Linked DNA regions of Homo sapiens: regions 1 and 2 are each linked to region 3. A link is a contact called in ENCODE Hi-C or POLR2A ChIA-PET data. All regions are on one chromosome and are shown on one strand. Each heading gives the region's core, a stretch centred on a gene start or an enhancer-like site at or near the end of the contact. The rest is flanking DNA. Distances are from core to core; before and after follow the strand shown. Region 1 holds the start of CPD (carboxypeptidase D). Region 2 holds the start of CRLF3 (cytokine receptor like factor 3). Region 3 holds the start of NUFIP2 (nuclear FMR1 interacting protein 2).

The links. A loop is a pair of places that touch in the nucleus more often than their neighbours do. ChIA-PET counts read pairs that join two places held with the same protein, here RNA polymerase II (POLR2A). Pooled maps may share reads with other maps.
Region 1: a map of B cell shows a loop between it and region 3 (8-fold over the local background). The contact joins the promoter of CPD here to the promoter of NUFIP2 in region 3. A Hi-C loop is called at or near these places in 1 of 168 maps with a recorded cell type or tissue (B cell) and 6 of 50 pooled maps. POLR2A ChIA-PET finds 5 or more read pairs at or near these places in 2 of 52 experiments (A673 and GM12878).
Region 2: a map of naive thymus-derived CD4-positive, alpha-beta T cell shows a loop between it and region 3 (21-fold over the local background). The contact joins the promoter of CRLF3 here to the promoter of NUFIP2 in region 3. A Hi-C loop is called at or near these places in 1 of 168 maps with a recorded cell type or tissue (naive thymus-derived CD4-positive, alpha-beta T cell) and 10 of 50 pooled maps. POLR2A ChIA-PET finds 5 or more read pairs at or near these places in 1 of 52 experiments (endothelial cell of umbilical vein).

What each region holds. Positions count from the first base shown.
Region 1 is chr17:30,376,836-30,380,815 of GRCh38, reverse strand. CPD (carboxypeptidase D) reads right to left here and starts at 1,889. Exons shown (of 21, transcript NM_001304.5): 1 at 1,090-1,889. The coding sequence starts at 1,835. RefSeq lists silencers at 1,414-1,543, 1,844-2,083 and enhancers at 1,061-1,988, 2,134-2,303, 3,574-3,623, 3,874-3,980.
Region 2 is chr17:30,822,910-30,826,707 of GRCh38, reverse strand. It overlaps CRLF3 (cytokine receptor like factor 3), which reads left to right and starts at 2,016. Exons shown (of 8, transcript NM_015986.4): 1 at 2,016-2,185. The coding sequence starts at 2,057. RefSeq lists an enhancer at 1,723-2,017 and a silencer at 1,725-2,104.
Region 3 is chr17:29,291,582-29,295,757 of GRCh38, reverse strand. It overlaps NUFIP2 (nuclear FMR1 interacting protein 2), which reads left to right and starts at 1,610. Exons shown (of 4, transcript NM_020772.3): 1 at 1,610-1,975. The coding sequence starts at 1,699. RefSeq lists enhancers at 1,242-1,441, 1,752-1,851, 1,545-2,305 and silencers at 2,012-2,131, 2,762-2,941.

The sequences.
Region 1 (3,980 bases), core at 640-3,139, 1.1 Mb before region 3:
GGAGTGAGTTCCCTCTTATTTTATTCCTCTCCTTTTTGCTGAAAATCCTGCCCATCTCTGGAGATAGCTCAAGCTCTACCTCTTCCACAGAGATGGTCCGTGTTATTGCAGCCCACACACATCTTGCCAGTGGGAACAATTCCTGTAAAGTTTAACTGGGTACACCAACATACCTCATAAATATTTATAACATTCTCTTGTTTTATACTAATTTCTTGAGGTCCTCCTTCTTCTACTTTGTAATTTTTTAAACCTCATGCAATGCTTAATAACACTTAAAGTGTGTATTAGAAGTGTGACCATTAGCCATTCTGCCCAGGCTAATAAGGTGCACAAATGACATCACAAACCCTTCAGAGTCTAAAATGAAGCGGCTCACAGATCTGTGCAAGTTCTCCAGCTAAGTCCATATCTTCTTAAGCTGAGTCAGAGGTAAAAATTGGAGAAAAATCAGCTTCTGTCAAATAGGCAAGGGGAAGATCCTGGGAATATCATCTGCCATTTTTGGGCTCCAGTGTCCCTCCGTGGCTAAGAGGACTATCGGGAATCAGATTGCCTAATTCTAAGTCCCAGCCACACTCCTATGTAAATCAGTTAACCAATCTGACCCTCAATTTCCCCGTATGCAAAACTGATGGTGTCTATGACATCAGGTTGTGGCCAAAATAAAGTGAGATACTGCAGTCACAGAAAAAATTAGCACAGCGCCTATAACATTAGGCACTTTTGATATAAGATAACAACATTGACAGCTTATCTATAAAATGTGTGAGCTGACCTAGGTTATCCTTAAGATCTCTTCTCGCTCATATTCTATGCCCCTGTAAGAATAGGGACCAGAAATGTCAGAAAGGAGTGTCCCCTCCAGCCATCCCTTGAACAAATGACAGCCTCTAGGAGGCAATTCTTTGATGATTAGCAGGACGGGAGGCTACGCGGCCTGGGCCCTGTCCCCGTTACAGGGTGTCTCCCTTCACCTTCACCACCGCCACCCCTTATGCCAGCATTGTCTGAGCGCCTACTGGGTGCCGGAACCAGCCTCGGCCCTTGGAGGCTCACACGGACGGGGAGGGGGCAGGCAACACTCACTTGTTCCTGCGGATCCACTCGATGAGGGCGCGCACCTCGGGCACCTCGTCCAGGGCGGGGGGTTCGCCGGTGCTAAACTGGTCGGGAAAGCTTCGGTTGAGGTCGCGGCCGCGACTATTGTCGCGGCCGCTGGCCCCGGACGGGCCGCCGTCGCCGAAGCCACAGTCGCCCTCGCGGGCACGCTCGAAGCCATCGGGGTTGAGGCTGGGCAGCAGGTACACGTCGGTGGTGTTGAGCAGGCGGACCAGGCGCGGGTCCCCGCGGCGGTAGCCGGCCGCCAGCTCGCGGGCCAAGTAGATCAACACCTGGCGCGACACGGTCTCGTCGCCATGCATGTTGCCCACCAGCTTCACCTGGGGCCGGCCGGGCAGCAGCGGCCCCGCAGCGTCGGGCCCGGCAGCGTCAGGCCCCGCGTCGCCCTCAGGGATTAGCGACCCCAGGCCGGCGGTGAGGCGAAGCACCCACAGCGGCCGGCCTTCCACCGAGCGGCCGATGCTAAAGAGGCGGGCCAGGCCGGGGAGGCCCGCGGCCGCCGCCTCCCTCAGCGCCGACTCCAACTCCTCTTCGTGGTAGTAGCGGTCGAACTGGCCCTCGGCCGCCTCGGCGCCCGCGCTCGTAGTTGTGGTAGTCGCCTCCGCCTTCTTGATGTGAGCCGCCCGGGCCGAGCTCCCCAGCAGCAGCAGGCACATGAGCAACAGGAGCCGCCCTAGCCGCCAAGGCGGCCGCTCGTCCCGGCCGCTCGCCATCTTCCAGCAGCGCCGCTAACCCCGGCTCCGCTCCCGCGGCTCAGCGCTCCGGGCGGCGGGGGCCCGCCGGATCCCCTCCTCGCCTAGCAACCCCATCCCGCCCTCTGGCCGCAGCCAATCGCGGACGGGCCTGGTGGAGCGTCACCACCAGGGGGCGGGGCTTCCCTTAAAGCAGCCGATTCCCTCTGGGCGGGCCTGCCCTCCTCCCGTCCGGGACGAGTTTGGTCACTCTCTTCCTTCGCCAAGGTTCTTCTTCTCTTCTCCTCCTCCTTGTTTCGTCTTCTGCGTGTGCTCCGCTTCTCGCTTAGTCTCTTCTTTATGGCTTCTCCCCTAAATTATCACCCATTTTTCTCTGAGAACTCCTGCTAGTTCTCTTCCCATCTTTGTTGCTGCCTTTCTCAGCTGCGCTTTAATGCTTAGAACCGAGAATGGAAAGAATCAAAAGGTTCGAAAGAATCATAAGACTAGAAAAAATCAATAGGTTCGAAAGAATCTTCGTTCGGACACTCAAAGCCTTAGCCCAGTCTCCTAGGCGCCTTGTCTCCGCATCCACCCCGCCTCCGCTGGAGCCCCGCTGTCCGCGTGCGGTTGCACGGGACGCCTCGTGGGGAGGAAGGCTCGCACCTCACTAGGCGGTGCATTCATTTTTAGAGTTGCTTTCTGGAAAGGTGTCTCTTTTATGCCTAGCGGAAATGTGCTACGTAGTAGGCTCCCTTTGTGTTAATGTTGTCTATTTCTTAGGCGTCACCCCACGTTGTTTTACTGCAAATAGGTCCCTGTGTGTGCTGGCCTCGACCCTCATTAGGCAGATTTCATTTCACAGCTCACCGGCCCACTTCTCCCACCTCATCGGAGCAAGTTGTATATTTAACTGTGCCCTGGAATGACATATTTTAAAACAGCAGGTTTGACATTTCTGGAAACACTTGCTTGGCATTCCTGAACTCCTCAGTGTCAGCCAAAGATGGCAATTACAGCGTTTCATCAAGTCTAGAGAAGAGGTCTTTTAAATCACCTTTTATAGGCTTTAGTTTCTTTAGCTTGAAGAAACCCAAAACTATCCCTTAATCGAATGCGAAATTCTACCCATCTAACAACATAATCGCAATAACCGGCATTACCTTCTTTCAGAGCCAGCTATTTCAGGGCCCCTTCCCTGAACTATGACTGAACCCTACTTTAATAGAGTTCATTCATTCGTCAAGTATTTATTGAGCAACTTTTATGTCAAAGCTAGATGCTGGGAAACAATTCATTCTTCTGCCCAGTCAAGAGATTCAGTGTAGTTTGTGATAAATGCTACAACAGAGGGGGTACAGGTGAGGGAAATATCTGAACTTGAGGAGGAGGAAAGGAGGAGAGAAACCATGGAGGATGGGAAGGATCCCAGGCAGGAGGAGAAGCAAGCAAAGAAAGCCGCAGGATTTGAGAACAAATGCCTTGTGTTCTGGGAATTGCATGCAGGGTCAGGATTACTGGTGTGAAGGGGCTCACAGGCCAGTCTTCAGGGAGCACATTTGATCTGGAAGGCCATGGAGAACCACAGACGGGTTTTAAGCTAGTTTAGAAAAATTCCTCTGACAGTAACACGGAAAATTGAATGGGAGGCCTAAGACTTGAGGCTGAGAGACCTGGAAGGAAGCTGCAATCCAGGAAGACATGATGAGACTCTGAATGAGGGCAGTGCCAGTGGAGGTGGAAAGAAGGAAATGGATCTGAAAGACCTTCGGAAAGGAAAGTGGACAGGATCTGGAGACAAAGAGGATTGTAGGCTGACTTCAAGTTACAGCCTAAGCAACTTGCAGGTATTCACTGAGGTACAGGCCAGGAGAAAGCACAGGTTTAGGTGAAGATGATTAATTTAGTATTCTGCCATCAGAGCGAGCACCGTCACTCCGGTCCTGTGAATGGCTCTTCTCCATGCCCCATTTGATCTAGTCTACATTATGCACAGCAGCTGCAACTCATCAGAAACAAAGCCACAACTCTGTACAGAGAGACCGCCCACCACCTCCCGGGAGTGCTCAACTATTACACCATGCACTTTTACAGTAATCCAAGTCAAAGAAGCCCCAGAGGACATGTTAACTTCTAATCAAATATTTCCTTTTCTACCACGTTCACTCTCCTTTGAAACCTCTTCCA
Region 2 (3,798 bases), core at 767-3,266, 1.5 Mb before region 3:
TGTTGTAAATAAATAAATTGGCAAGCTGCTTAGTTTGTTTCTTGTGAGTCTTATTAGCAAGAGTCTGTTCCCTGGAATCCTCTGGGTACACTTGAAAAGTCAGTTCTGGACCAATGTGATGCCATGGAGATATCTCTGTAAAACTCTGTCTGATGGCTAGCTGACATCTACTTCTAAACCAGTTTCCTCGAGAACATTTACTCTTTAGGAATTCATGCTCTAAATTTAAAAACAATGCATCTAAAAATGTCAAGTCTAGGGGTAAGCAGTTTTAGAATATTTCCTTCAATTTTCTTATTTGTTTTGTTTTTGGGTATAGTGTAGATATGTTAGATACACACTTCTTGCCTTCCATCAGACTAAGAAAACAAAGTTGAATGAGACCAAGATTCATGTCCTGGTTTTATGGAAGTTTTCCTTGTAATTTTACTTATTTATTTATTTATTTTTATTTTTATAGACATAGGGTCTTGCTATGTTACCCAGGTTGGTCTCTAACTCCTAGGCTCAAGGAATCCTCCCACCTCAGCCTCCTGAATTGCTGGGACCACAGGAGGGCGCCACCACCCGCGGCTAATTTTTTTTTTAAATCTTTTTGTAGAGAGGAGGTCTCCTCATGTTGCAAAGGCTGGTCTCAAACTCCTGGGCTCAAGCAATCCTCCTGCCTTAGCTTCCCAAGATTACTGGTGTGAGCCACCATGCCCTGCCCATAAGGTTTTATTACATACAGTCACACCTATTGTGACAGATACCTTCCGGTCTGGCAAGCCCAAGCCCAGCTTATTCACTACGGTCCTTACAGATAACACTTGCCAACACCCTTCTTGGACTTGTGCCAGAATTGCTGTCCTGCTGGTCATCTCTTGGGCCTCTCTCTTGGATCCCCCATTCGTCCACGAGCTTCTGGGTGGTGACACCTGGGTTTTGTTGTTGTTTTTTGAGACCGAGTCTCGCTTTGTTGCCCAGGTTGGAGTGCAGTGGCACAATCTTGGCTCACTGCAACCTCTGCCTCCCGGTTCAAGCAATTATCCTGCCTCAGCCCTCGAGTAGCTGGGATTACAGGCGCCCACCACCACACCCGGCTAATTTTTGTATTTTTAGTAGAGATGAGGTTTCACCAGGTTGGCCATGGCTGCTCTTGAACTTCTGACCTCAGTGATCCACCCGTCTCGGCCTCCCAAAGTGCTGGGATTACAGGCGTGAGCCACTGCTCCCCGCTGACACCTGGGTCTTAGTAAATTCCCCTAAGGCCTGCTCTGCTCTTAAGGACCAGGGCTTTTGTCATCAGATCTGGGCTCAAATTCTGCGGCTTGGAAAAGTCGATTCGCTATTTTTTAAAATTTTTAATTTAAAAAAAAGTATTTTTTATTTAGAGACAGGGTCTCGCTCTGTCGCCCAGGCTGGAGTGCAGTGGCTCCATTACAGCTCACTGCAGCCTCGGCCCCCGGGCTCAAGCGATCCACTGGGACCACAGGCGTGCTCCACTACGTGTTGCTAGTAGTAGCAGTAGTAGTAGTAGTAATAGTAATAGTAGTAGTATTTTTGGTGAGAGAGGGTTTCGCCGTGTTGCCCAGGCTGGGTCTCGAACTCCAGAGCTCAAGGGATCCGCCCGCCTCGGCCTCCCAAAGTGCTGGGACTGCAGGCGTGAGCCACCGCGCCCGGCCGATTCCCCCCTTTATCCCTCAATTTCCTCATCTGAGCAATGGAGATACAGGTAGGGCTGAAGGTCAGGCAAGAATGCGATGAGCTGTGAGAAGCACTTGGCAAGGTGCGGGTTATCAACCTTGCCAGGCCTCAGCACGTTTCCCAAGGAGGCCCAACCAGCGGCGCTGTGCCGCAGCACGGAAGAGGCGGGGTGAGCCGCGGGGCGGGCGGCGCTGGGACCCGGACGCCACCCGCGCGAGGCGCCGCCGTGCGCCCGTCAATCAAGGTCGTCGTGGGGCATGGGGCGGCGGGGCTGGGCGGTGCTTCCGCCTGCGCGAGGCCGCGCCGGGCCGCTTGGAGGCGCCCGGTGCAGTCGGGAACCCGCGCTAGGTTTCGCCGGCCGCGCGGCCAGATGAGGGGGGCGATGGAGCTGGAGCCTGAGCTGCTGTTGCAGGAGGCCCGCGAGAACGTGGAGGCAGCGCAGAGCTACCGGCGGGAGCTGGGTCACCGGCTTGAGGGGCTGCGTGAGGCGCGGAGGCAGGTCGGAGGGCCACACCCACAGGGGCGCTGTGGGCCCGGGGGTGGCGCGGATGCCGGGCGAAGGCTGGGAGGGCTTTGAGGGGTGGGACTGTCCGAAAACTCTGGAGTAGGGAAGAGGCATTCATTTGAAAGGAGACCTAATGGAGTCTGGGAACGGGGAAGGTGGGAGTTGGGGAGGTCGTAAGGGGAAGTTTTGGGGGTGGAGGGAGGGTGTGAGGAGCGTTCACTAAACTGTGGGGCAGCGATGGGAGTAGCGGTGGCCTCCGAAGTTTGGGAGAGTGAGGGACCAGAGCAGAATCCGAGGGGGTCATGCGGGTAGTGATGAGTCGGGGGAGGAGGAGACTGGTAAAAAACCTGCGGTGGGTAGGCGGGGAGGCATTGATTTTAGAGAGCCTGAGGAAGAGGTGGGACAGTGACCTGGGAGAGCTGAAAGTGGAGACAAAATGGATATTGGAAGGGGAGGACTAAGGGGCGAGAGTGAGGGAGAGGTAGGGATTGAGAAGCAGTAGCATTTGACAATAAATGCGGTTAATGCCTGAATAATATGTCATACGATCTTGAATGCTTTTTAAAAAATCATTTAGAGTAATCCTGTTCTAGAAGGTTTAAAATTTAAGGTGAAGGTGAAGCTATGTTGGAAGAGCAGAAGGAAAATGATTTCCTTTTCCTTGAGAGAGGGAATACAAAGGTATAGAGAAATGGAAAAATAGATTTTAAGAGAGGAGTGCTGAAAGGAAAAGCTAAATATAATTTCAAGTGGTGCAGTTATCTGTTTCACAGGGCAAGAGTTATCAAAGATACAGGAAAGCCATATGGTTTCTCTATACCCTCGAATATATATAGAAAAAGATATAACCCGCTGCCAATTGGCGATAGGACGGATAATCTTCAGAGTACTATTAACGCAACTGCTTAATAAGTGCTTTTTGAGTGAGTGGGATTCCATCTGAATTTCTCTGGGTCATACTTGATATTAATCTAGTTGGTCGTCTTAGCACTTCCTTGCTGCATATAACCTGAAAATGGTAGAAAAGTGCTGTGCTAACAGTGTCTTTGGATATTCTCATCATTAACGACTCAACATGTTTTGGGTTTTATATATATATATAAAACATATACAAACATATATAAGTATGTATATATATAATCTGTTTTTTTTGAGACGGAGTCTGGCTGTGTCGCTCAGGGTGGAGTGCAGTGGCACTATCTCGGCTCACTGCAACAACCTCCGCCTCCCGGGTTCAAGCGATTCTCCTGCCTCAGCCTCCTGAGTAGCTGGGATTACAAGTCTGCGCCACCACACCCGGCTAATTTTTGTATTTTTAGTAGAGAGGAGGTTTCACCAGGTTGGCCAGGATGATCTTGAACTCCTGACCTCGTGATCCACCTGCCTCAGCCTCCCAAAGTGCTGGGATACAGACGTGAGCCACCGCGCCCGGCCGGGTTTTATATATTTAAAAATATTTGTAAAGCCAGTGTAGGCCAGACATCATTTGCATTTTAGTGGCGAAACCGGAAGCAGAATCTAGATATGATTATGCTGATTTGGTGAATACTTTTCAAGGCCTTTCAATGCACTCATCTCTATTTCTCTTTGAAAATATCTGCATTATT
Region 3 (4,176 bases), core at 361-2,860:
TTCAAGCCACATTTTAAAAATTCAAAAACGTAACATACATTGAGGAAACAGTCCATATGTCCGTTGCTGAGTGAATGAACAAAATGTGGTATATACATATAATGGAATATTAGTCAGCCTTAAAAAAGAGGGAAATTCTGATGTATGCTACTCTGAAGACATTATGCAAAAAAGCTAGTCACAAAAAGACAAATACAGTACAATCCCACTTATATGAGGTACCTAGAATAGTCAAGTTCGTAGAGACAGAAAACAGAACAGTGGTTATCAAGGGATGGAAGGAGGAGGGAAAGGACATTTATTTTTATTGGGTATGAAGTTTCAGTTTGGAATGATGAAAAAGTTCTGGAGATAGATGATGGTCATGGTTCTACAACAATACGAATGTACCTAATGCACCTGAACCATACACTTAATATTAAGATGGTAAATTTTATATTATGAATATTTTACAATTAAAAAAATCCCCCAATCTATAACATACATTGGGAAAAGTGCATTTTATCTGTATATTCAGTTTAACAAATAATTACTAAGCAAATATATGTAATCACCACCTAGCCCCCAAAATGAAATATTATCAGAGTAACCTGTGTCCCTCCCCATCACAACCCTCTTCCTTCCTGAGTAACCACTATCATGGCTCTAACATTTGCTTTTGAAAATCATATACTGTGATGTGGTAATGCAGGATAAGTTAAATCTACACTACAAAACGCTACAGAATATTTCTTTTAATTTCAATTTTTCCATAAGTGCCAAAAAAAAAAAAAACAAACCCACTTAATAACTTTTAAGTGCTCTTTCTCCCCTTCCTTTGCTCTTGAAACTTCTCATTCTAAAACCTATTTTGGTTCCACAGTTGACCTCACCTGCAGAGTTTAATTAAAAAAAAAAAAACCTTCAGTGTAAATTTTCATTCCTCCTGCTCTCCCTTGCCTCCAACTACAAAGAAACAATGATTTAAACCCTTTGTGCCCTTTTAGAAAATTACACAGATACCCCATTGTGGAACCCTATAATCCCTTCGTGGAAAGGAAGAGATTAGCATATGAATACAAAGCAAAATGAATCCAGAATACAAAATGATCTACTGGATTGTGAAGCTCTTGTATGCTTAAAAATGTATTTATTTCCTCTTTTTGTATTGCCCCTTTAGTGGTCTCGGGGTTAAGGGAATTGAGCTTCCCTTTCTGGTTACCCGGAAAAGGATTAAAAACAAAACAAAACAAAAAACAAAAAAACACCAGATTCTAAGAGGTGCAAAGCCAGCAGATGGCTCACAGCACCAGTGGAATCGCCAGTGGAATCTGCTACCCTCGACACGAGCCTGCTTGCCGGCGAGGAGTGTAGAAAGTGCTGTTCACAGACTGCGTGGTGAAGGAGAGAAAGCGACAGAAGAGAGAGCCATAGTGCTGACGTTGAAGGCCCGGCCCTGTGAGGTTGCACAGGGTAAGTGGCGTTGGCCAGGCGGCAGCGGCGAAGGGGAAGGAAAGAGGATTTGAGCTGGGGGCGGGGCTTGCGGCACAGCGTGGCTCCTGATTGTTGGAGTGCGGCTGCCAATCTCGCAGAATCGCTCGGTTAACCAGTGCGCTGGCGAGACGCGCTCAGATATACTGAGTGAGCCCTGAGAAGCAGTCTCAGATCCTGACGGTGCAGCAGCCCGCAGCCTCAGCCAGGGAGTCCCAGCCGCTTTCAATGGAGGAGAAGCCCGGCCAGCCACAGCCTCAGCACCATCACAGCCACCACCATCCGCACCATCACCCTCAGCAGCAGCAGCAGCAGCCGCACCACCACCACCATTATTATTTCTACAACCACAGCCACAACCACCACCACCACCATCATCACCAGCAGCCTCACCAATACCTGCAGCATGGAGCCGAGGGCAGCCCCAAGGCCCAGCCAAAGCCGCTGAAACATGAGCAGAAACACACCCTCCAGCAGCACCAGGAAACGCCGAAGAAGAAAACAGGTCTGGGAGGGAGGACGGGTGGGGGAAGGGGGTTGGGGGTGGAGGACAGGAGAGATGGGGGTGGGGCTGGATCCGAAAAGCGCGGACGGGGTCGGGGTGTGTGTGTGTGTGTCCCCTCCGGCTCTGGGGATGCCCCTTTCATTCTAGAGCTCGGGCTGAGCAATGGGGTTTGCAGCGCCCTCTCCTTCCCTCCAGCATGGGAGAGGCCCAGCCAGGCCAGCGTGACCTTCCTGGCCCCGGCCCCGGCTGAAGGGAGACCTGCTGGGTCGGCCTTGCAAGTCCAACCTCATTATTCTTTTCCCATTCACCTCCCTGCGTCCCTGGAGTTACCTCAATTTGGGGGCCCTGAGATGGGGTAAACCTACCCCCCCAAAAAATCCCTCGAGGTGTAACTCAGGAAGGCCTAGCGAATCCCGACTCGGATGGTGTCGCGAGACCCTTTTGCAGGCGGCGAGGAGTGGGTAGGTAGGGTGAGTTGAGGAAGTGCCCCTCACCCGCCACCCCAAGCCCACCTGTGGCCTTGGGGCTCCCCGTCTCGGTGGGGGGGGCTGTTGGGACCCCTCATCTCACGGGTCATTTCCACCACTAAACGCCCTTTTTGGGCGCCGGACCCCGCAGTCTTGTCCCGCGGCTCCTCCCGAGGCCGGCGCCCCGCGCCCGCTCCCCCCAGAGCCGGCGCGGCTGGAATGTTCTCTCCTCCTCGCGGGGCCGCTTCCTGTCCGCCATGTTGGAAGCCGATTCCTGTCACCGACTCCGGCCCACTGAGGAGCGGAGGGGGAAGGGTGTCGAGGGCCACACGGGGCGGCGGAGCCGGGTGACCCGGGATCACCACCGGCCGCAGCCTCGCCCCCTGCACTGCGGGGGCGCCGGCGCCCCCCGCACCGCGGCCGCCCCCCCCCCCGTCGCCGGCCGGGGTTGTGTAACCCGGTGGCGGCGCGCGGCCCCGGGCGGGTCCCTGGGGTGAGGGGCGGGGGCGGTTGGGGTGGGGGAGGGAAGCGGCCACGAGGGGAGCGGCCTGCGCAGGGCCCCGCGCGCCAGCGGCCGCGTTTCCCGCTCCCGGGTGCGGCGGGAGGCGCGGGCAGTCGGGGCGGGGAGCCGGCCTCGAAGCGGAGCTGAGAGGGAAGGAGGCCGCGGGCGGCGGCCGCGGCGCTCCTAGAGGCAGGAGGCCTGGGGGGGCGGCGGGGGGATTCATTTCGGGTAGAGGCGGTGCCTGAGGCCGGGTGGGGTACCCAGCGGGAACCCAGCTCCCCGGTCACGAGTTTCTCTGCCACAGGAACCTCGTCTCCTGCCAGGTTCGCTCACGACTCCGCCTCTGAGGCTTTCACTTGGGCCTTTTCCTTCTAGCAGCTCATTTTCTACAAAAAAAAAAAAAAAATCCAAAAACCTTGTTCCATTCCCCTCCCGACCCAGCACTTACCTTCTGAGCTTGGGTAGTGTCTTTGAGGTGAGGGATTTTAAAAAATGTTAGGATGGGGAAGAGTGCGAGCTTTTTGACCCCTCTTTCTTGTCCTTAAGGGTGAACCCAAGTGGCTCATCCATGAGGTTAGACTACTACCATCTTGCCTCGGATGAGGCTTCTCTCCGTGTTAAAAAGAAAGGTGTTTTTCGTATTTTAAAATCGATATTGATCCCCAAACTAATCTTAATAAACGAGAAATTGAGGGTAAAAGTCATGTAAGAAAGTATTTCACGAGAAGTGAGTTTAATAGTTTATAACCCACGCAGATTTTAAAAAATAAGGGCTCTTTATAAATCGAAGAGAAATGAAGCGTAAGAAAGCGTATGTTAAACCCAGCGTATCAAATTTGATAGAAGGAATTGTTGAGAGCTGGAGAAATACTAAGTGCTTTTTTATTGCAGATTGTAACTTGAAGACTGAAATTAGAATGTCAGATTTTCCATTTTGGGACTTCGTAGGGACCCGATAGTATGCAATAGAAGTGAACACATACGCACGAGTTAGGTGTTTTAATCCTAAAGATTTGGAACAGTTTAAAAACTGTTAGGGACTATATAACTAGATTTTTTAGCATTAGATCTTGTTCAAAAGATGAGAAAATACTACCATATTATGGCTGCATAAGGCAATATTACTGTTGAGATTGAAAAATTGTATCTCATCGGTCAGGTTAATATACTCTTGCCAGACTTCTCTCTACATGTGGAAGCAACCGCTGAACCATTCAAGGTGGTATTCCTCC